Regions from separate parts of the Mus musculus genome. Here region 2 is linked to region 1. Evidence: chromatin contacts called from ENCODE POLR2A ChIA-PET data. All regions are on one chromosome and are shown on one strand. The core of a region is the stretch at or near the end of the contact, and the rest is flanking DNA. Distances in the headings are between cores, read along the strand shown. Region 1 holds the start of Ndufa7 (NADH:ubiquinone oxidoreductase subunit A7). Region 2 holds the start of Slc39a7 (solute carrier family 39 (zinc transporter), member 7).

Region 1 (2,700 bases), core at 6-2,505:
TTTGTTTATTAGACAGGGGTTAACCTGGAACCCATCATGTAGATCAGGCAGGCCTTGAACTCAGAACTCAGCCTGCCTGTTTCCCGAGTGCTGGGATTAAAGACTGTACCACTATGGCCAGCCTTGGGTTTGGTGGAAGAATGTCAGGATGAAGGCAGCAAGCACGGCCTGCTCACCGCTTGGCGATCTCCTGGTAGCGCAGCTGTAGCTTCGCCTGCAGGTCTTGCTGTGGGAGGAGAGAAGAAGTCAGAAACTAGGGAACCCCAGGATAGGGTTAGCGAACAGAAGTAGCCAGTTAGGGTAAGTTTACAAGTCATGCATATGAAGAAAGGCAAGGGCATGGCTTACAAAACTTTAAGGCTAAGTTTCCAGCCTTTCCAAGATCTAACCTAAAAAGCCTTCCTTTTAAAGAAAATCTCCTCTGTATATGGGTCAATATACTAAACGTGCTTACCCTAACATTATGGGAATTCTCACCCAAACAGTTGCTTACTAAGCTCCAGTGCTAGATATACCTCCTTTCTTGGACCCTAAATTATCTCTCCTCTTATCCATCTCCAACCTCCCAGGAGCTGCAGAGATCTACAGCTTCCCTGACCTCTTTGTTTTCTTCCAAAATCTAAAAACTGGTCCTCAGCCTTCCAAAAACAGGGGCACAAGATTCCAAGCTGATAGCCGGGCGTGGTGGCGCATGCCTTTAATCCTAGTCGGGAGGCAGAGGCAGGCGGATTTATGAGTTCAAGGCCAGCCTGGTCTACAAAGTGAGTTCCAGGACAGCCAGGGCTACACAGAGAAACCCTGTCTCGAAAAAGAAAAACAAAAACAAAAACAAACAAACAAACAAAGATTCCAAGCTGATACGGGGGATGAGGAAACACCTGGTCTCACGTGGGAGACAAATGAGGCGAAGAGAGAAAGGGATAGGAAGAGGGGCGGGGCGGGGGGGAGCTAAAGCCAGGCAATCTAAGGCCAAGGAAATCCCAGTAACCCGGCCAAAAACATTTAGGACCTTGAGTCTGACTACTGGAGTCACAAATTCAGGGATCCTGGATTATCCACTGAACTAAGGAGATGTTAAGGGGGATAGGATTCAAGGGCGTACAGAACCCAAATCCTTCCCGGCCCGGATCGGAACAGCACACGCACCCCAGACGCCCAGTTCCGCAGCTTTTGGATAACGCGAGTAGCGGACGCCATATTCCTTCCGCTCCGAAGGACGCTGGTGACGACTCTGTCCCGAGGATTCCTGGGTACCGCGTGCGGTCTCGCGAGAGCGAAAGTGAGGCGTGGTCAGAGCCGACTATAAAAGGCATCCCCTGCTCACGTGACTCCTCTCCGCCAGATCGCCGCCATCATGGACACGAGTCGCGTGCAGCCCATCAAGCTGGCTAGGGTGAGGCGACTGCGGGTGTTTAGAAACCTGAATAAAGAGAGAAGAAAGCTGAACATGTCGAGCCTAACTTTCCCTTATTTCCTGTAGGTAACCAAAGTGCTGGGCAGGACCGGTTCGCAGGGACAGTGCACGCAGGTGAGTGATGGGAACATTCGGACCACTTCCTGGGGTCGGAGCGGAGTCCTCCCGAGTACCAGGATTATAACTGGATTTGGTGACGTTTAATTCTAGTAGCTAGGTTCAGGGAGGATATGACTTTGTAAGAAACGCGGATACCGTAGTAAGACTGCCTTTGAAAGCTTTGGTGGTTTTTTGTTGGGGGGGGGGGGGTGTTCTAGACAGGGTTTCTCTGTGTAACCCTGGCTGTCCTCGAACTGAGAAATCCGCCTGCCTCTGCTTCCCAAGTGCTGAGATTAAAGGCGCGGGCTACCACTGCCCAGCTAAAAGATTTGGTTTTTAAAGAGGTGGAGTTGGCGGGACCTGTGTGTCAGTAGTAGACTTGCTTACCATACAAAGAACCCGAAAAAACTTGAGTACTGAACTCAAAGCTAGTAATTAAAGATGTCTAAGGAAGTTCACTTGGAGTTCCAGTCAAGCTTAGGCTACAAAATGATCCAGTACCGAAAAAACCTGGGCCACTGTTGATAGTGTGCTTGCCTCGGTCCACCACATAGAACAAGAACGGTAGGGCATCTCACCTACTCCAGGAGACAGACAAGCCTAGGCTAAAGATGCCCTGACCGTTCGTTCCCCTGGCTTATACCCAGGTCTCCCATCACAGCTAATTAAGAAACTAAGGTAGGGGGACCCGTAGATCAGGGCCAGCCTGAAGTAAGTTGGAGGCACCCAGATAAAATTGTAAGTGGGGAGGGTGTTGTAATTCCAGAAGGATCACAGGATTTCAAGGTCAGATCAGGCTACAGAGACCCTATCATGTGAGTGATTCAATGCCTTTGGTCTGGCAAATGAGACCTTAAGAGTAACAAATGCTTGTAACTGCTGAACCATCTGACCTGACCAGCCCCTGTCCCAGGCTCTGGTCCATATTACCTTTCCACCCCACTAGTAAGTAGCAGCATTTAACTCTTGTATTGGGCTTGTAGGTGCGAGTGGAATTCATGGATGACACCAGCCGCTCTATCATCCGAAATGTCAAAGGCCCCGTTCGAGAGGGTGACGTGCTCACCCTATTGGAGTCAGAAAGAGAAGCTCGAAGGTTGCGTTAATCTTGCAGCTGGTGGGTAAGTGGCAACCCTTGGGAGGGACTTGTTAGGAGGTAAGAAAGGCACTCTATCTAATGCTTGGGT
Region 2 (2,700 bases), core at 51-2,550, 210 kb before region 1:
GGGGACCCCATGGAAGAACTGATGACTGGGAAGGGGGAGCCCAGTGGCGGGGGTGGCATTGGAGGTGGAGGTGCTGAAGGGGTAAGAGGTGGGCCAGGAGGAGAAGACGGACGGATCCCCTGAGAAAGGGGATTTGGGGAGGAGCTGTCTGGGCTTCGGGAATCTGAGAAGTGGGTACGTACAAGGCAGACACACACGGACAGGAGAGACAAGAAGAGAAAGTGAGCCTTTTGATCATCCAAATGGACACTTTAATTCTCCCTGACCCACCACAGCCCGCAACCCTGGAGTTCAGAAATACCAAGTGGCCAAACAACAATTTCACTTCTAATAGTCGTGAGAGGAGGCGGTTGACAAAAAGGGAGGCAGGTCAGGCGGGGCTACTGGGTCATCCCAAGCTGACCTCGGGAGGGGGGGCTGTGAAGCAGCACGTGGAGGTGTAGCAGCGAACCCCTCGTCCAACCCCAACTTAGAACATTCGGGGCAAAGAGTATGGCAGAAATACCCGGTCCCAGAGCGTAAGCTCAGCCTTCGAATGCCCAGAGTCCTCCAGCCCACGGGGAACGGTGTCCTTCCCACGCCCGAGACCGCGCACGCAGGCCCCGCCGCGGGCCCGAACCTGAAGGGCGGAAGCTCCCCCGCCGCGCCCCGCCCCGGGGGAGGGCGCTGGGCCTCGGGACGTCGAGGGCGCGTGTTTACAAACAAGGGGGCGGGAGCGCGGGGAGGGGGCGCGAGGGGCGCCGGCCCGGGCCCACGGGACACTCACCCCGCCCGCTGTCGCCCATCCCGTCCCGGCCAGCCTCCCCCGGCTCCGGCTCCAGGGCTTGCTGCTCTCCGGCCGCCGCCGCCGCCGCCGCGGGATCCAGCCAGGGCCGCCGCCGCCGCCACCGGGACGCGACCCCACAATGCATCTCTTTTCTCACCCCCACCGGCCCACACTGCCCCGCGGCATGCCGCGGCGGGAGGAAGGGCGGACGAGTGGCCCAAGACATGACGCCCGGGCCGAGGGCGGGGAAGCCGGAGAGGCGCCAGGGACGCGCAGGGGGGACAGCGGGGGACTCGGGGGCCGCGACGAAGCCGCGGAGGCGAGCAGGCCGCGGCCTGTGGCAGCGCGACTCAAGAGCCGCGCTCGGCTCGGCACTGAGATGACAGCACCGGCGCGGCCGCCATCTTTGTACAGACGGGAAGTCTCGCCTTGAGCTCCCGCCCCTTCGCCGAGGTGGAAACGGAGGAGGCGGTGCCCGCCAGCCCGCCGTCCCCTCGGATAACCCCCCAGCTCTGCGCATGCGTCCTGACGCCGTGGCCGCGCCGCCCTCGGGGCGCCGCCATGTTGGTAAAGGTATCGGGGCGCAGGCAAGAAAGGGAGCTTCCGGATCTCGCGGGAGCTCGAGGCGTGAGTGCCACGTCCCAGCAAACCGAGAACCGAGAGGATCCCGGAGCCGGTGAGAGGTCCCTGCTGCTCCCTTACGGCGCTTTCCAGGCCTTTACCCCAACCAGTGGGCCATAGAGACGCGGGCCCAGAGAGACCGTAAAGTTGCTGATCAAAGGCTAGAGCGGTGTCGGGGGTGGGGGGCTGCATCCAGGAAGGGTGTTGGGGATGAGGTGGACCGGCCTTGGGGACAATGTAAGAGCGGAGCAAGTAGTATAGAGGAAGGGCTTCAAGGGACGCGGATCCCGAATAGGTAGATTGAGAGTCAAGTCGAGTCGTCTCTTGTTCCTCCGGTCAGCGTGATGACCATGGGCCTGCGGGCCCCCCACTGGGTGGCTGTGGGACTGCTGACCTGGGCGGCTTTGGGGCTGCTGGTGGCCGGACACGAGGGTCATGGTGACCTGCACAAAGATGTGGAAGAGGACTTCCATGGCCACAGTCACGGGCACTCACATGAAGATTTCCACCATGGCCACAGCCACGGGCACTCGCATGAAGATTTCCACCATGGCCACGGCCACACTCATGAAAGCATCTGGCATGGGCATGCCCACAGCCACGACCATGGACACTCACGTGAGGAATTACACCATGGCCATAGCCATGGCCACTCCCACGATAGCCTCCACCACGGAGGACATGGACATGCCCATCGTGAACATAGCCATGGGACTTCTAGGGAGGCTGGGGCTCCAGGCATCAAACACCACCTGGACACTGTCACCCTCTGGGCCTACGTGAGTCGCCAGGGGATGTGGGGAAGAGGGACTGGTTCTTAATCGGTGGGAAGCTCCATCTTTGCCTTCTGATTGTGCTTCTCCACCAGGCACTGGGGGCCACAGTGCTGATCTCCGCAGCTCCGTTCTTCGTGCTGTTCCTCATCCCAGTAGAATCTAACTCTCCCAGGCACCGCTCTCTGCTCCAGATCCTGCTCAGTTTTGCTTCCGGGGGGCTCCTGGGTGATGCGTTCCTCCACCTCATCCCGCATGCCTTGGGTAAGTAACTTGTGGGCTCCGCCTCAAAGGCTTAAGCGGTTTTGTTCTTTCTCTTTAATGATCCCAGATTTTCCGGTTGTCTTCAAACACACATCCCCTGAGCCAGGCATTCCCTCATCAAGCCTTTTCTCCCACTTCCCGCAGAACCTCATTCTCACCACGCTCCAGAGCAGCCTGGACATGGACACTCCCACAGTGGTGAGAAAAACCAGGGACTGGTGTGCTGGGAAAGGGCAACCTCTCCATTCCCATGCTTCGCCTCTTACACTTGAGTCT

The links. ChIA-PET counts read pairs that join two places held with the same protein, here RNA polymerase II (POLR2A).
Region 2: POLR2A ChIA-PET joins it to region 1 with 10 read pairs in embryonic stem cell. The contact joins the promoter of Slc39a7 here to the promoter of Ndufa7 in region 1. POLR2A ChIA-PET finds 5 or more read pairs at or near these places in 4 of 5 experiments (Patski and embryonic stem cell).

Annotation. Positions count from the first base shown.
Region 1 is chr17:33,823,127-33,825,826 of GRCm38, reverse strand. It overlaps Ndufa7 (NADH:ubiquinone oxidoreductase subunit A7), which reads right to left and starts at 1,255. Exons shown (of 4, transcript NM_023202.4): 1 at 1,147-1,255; 2 at 177-226. The coding sequence starts at 1,197. Rps28 (ribosomal protein S28) reads left to right here and starts at 1,265. Exons shown (of 4, transcript NM_001355384.1): 1 at 1,265-1,393; 2 at 1,481-1,528; 3 at 2,497-2,634. The coding sequence starts at 1,355. The coding sequence ends at 2,619.
Region 2 is chr17:34,030,290-34,032,989 of GRCm38, reverse strand. It overlaps Slc39a7 (solute carrier family 39 (zinc transporter), member 7), which reads left to right and starts at 1,300. Exons shown (of 7, transcript NM_008202.2): 1 at 1,300-2,166; 2 at 2,256-2,424; 3 at 2,569-2,622. The coding sequence starts at 1,732. It overlaps Rxrb (retinoid X receptor beta), which reads right to left and starts at 1,178. Exons shown (of 10, transcript NM_011306.4): 1 at 767-1,178; 2 at 1-163. The coding sequence starts at 992.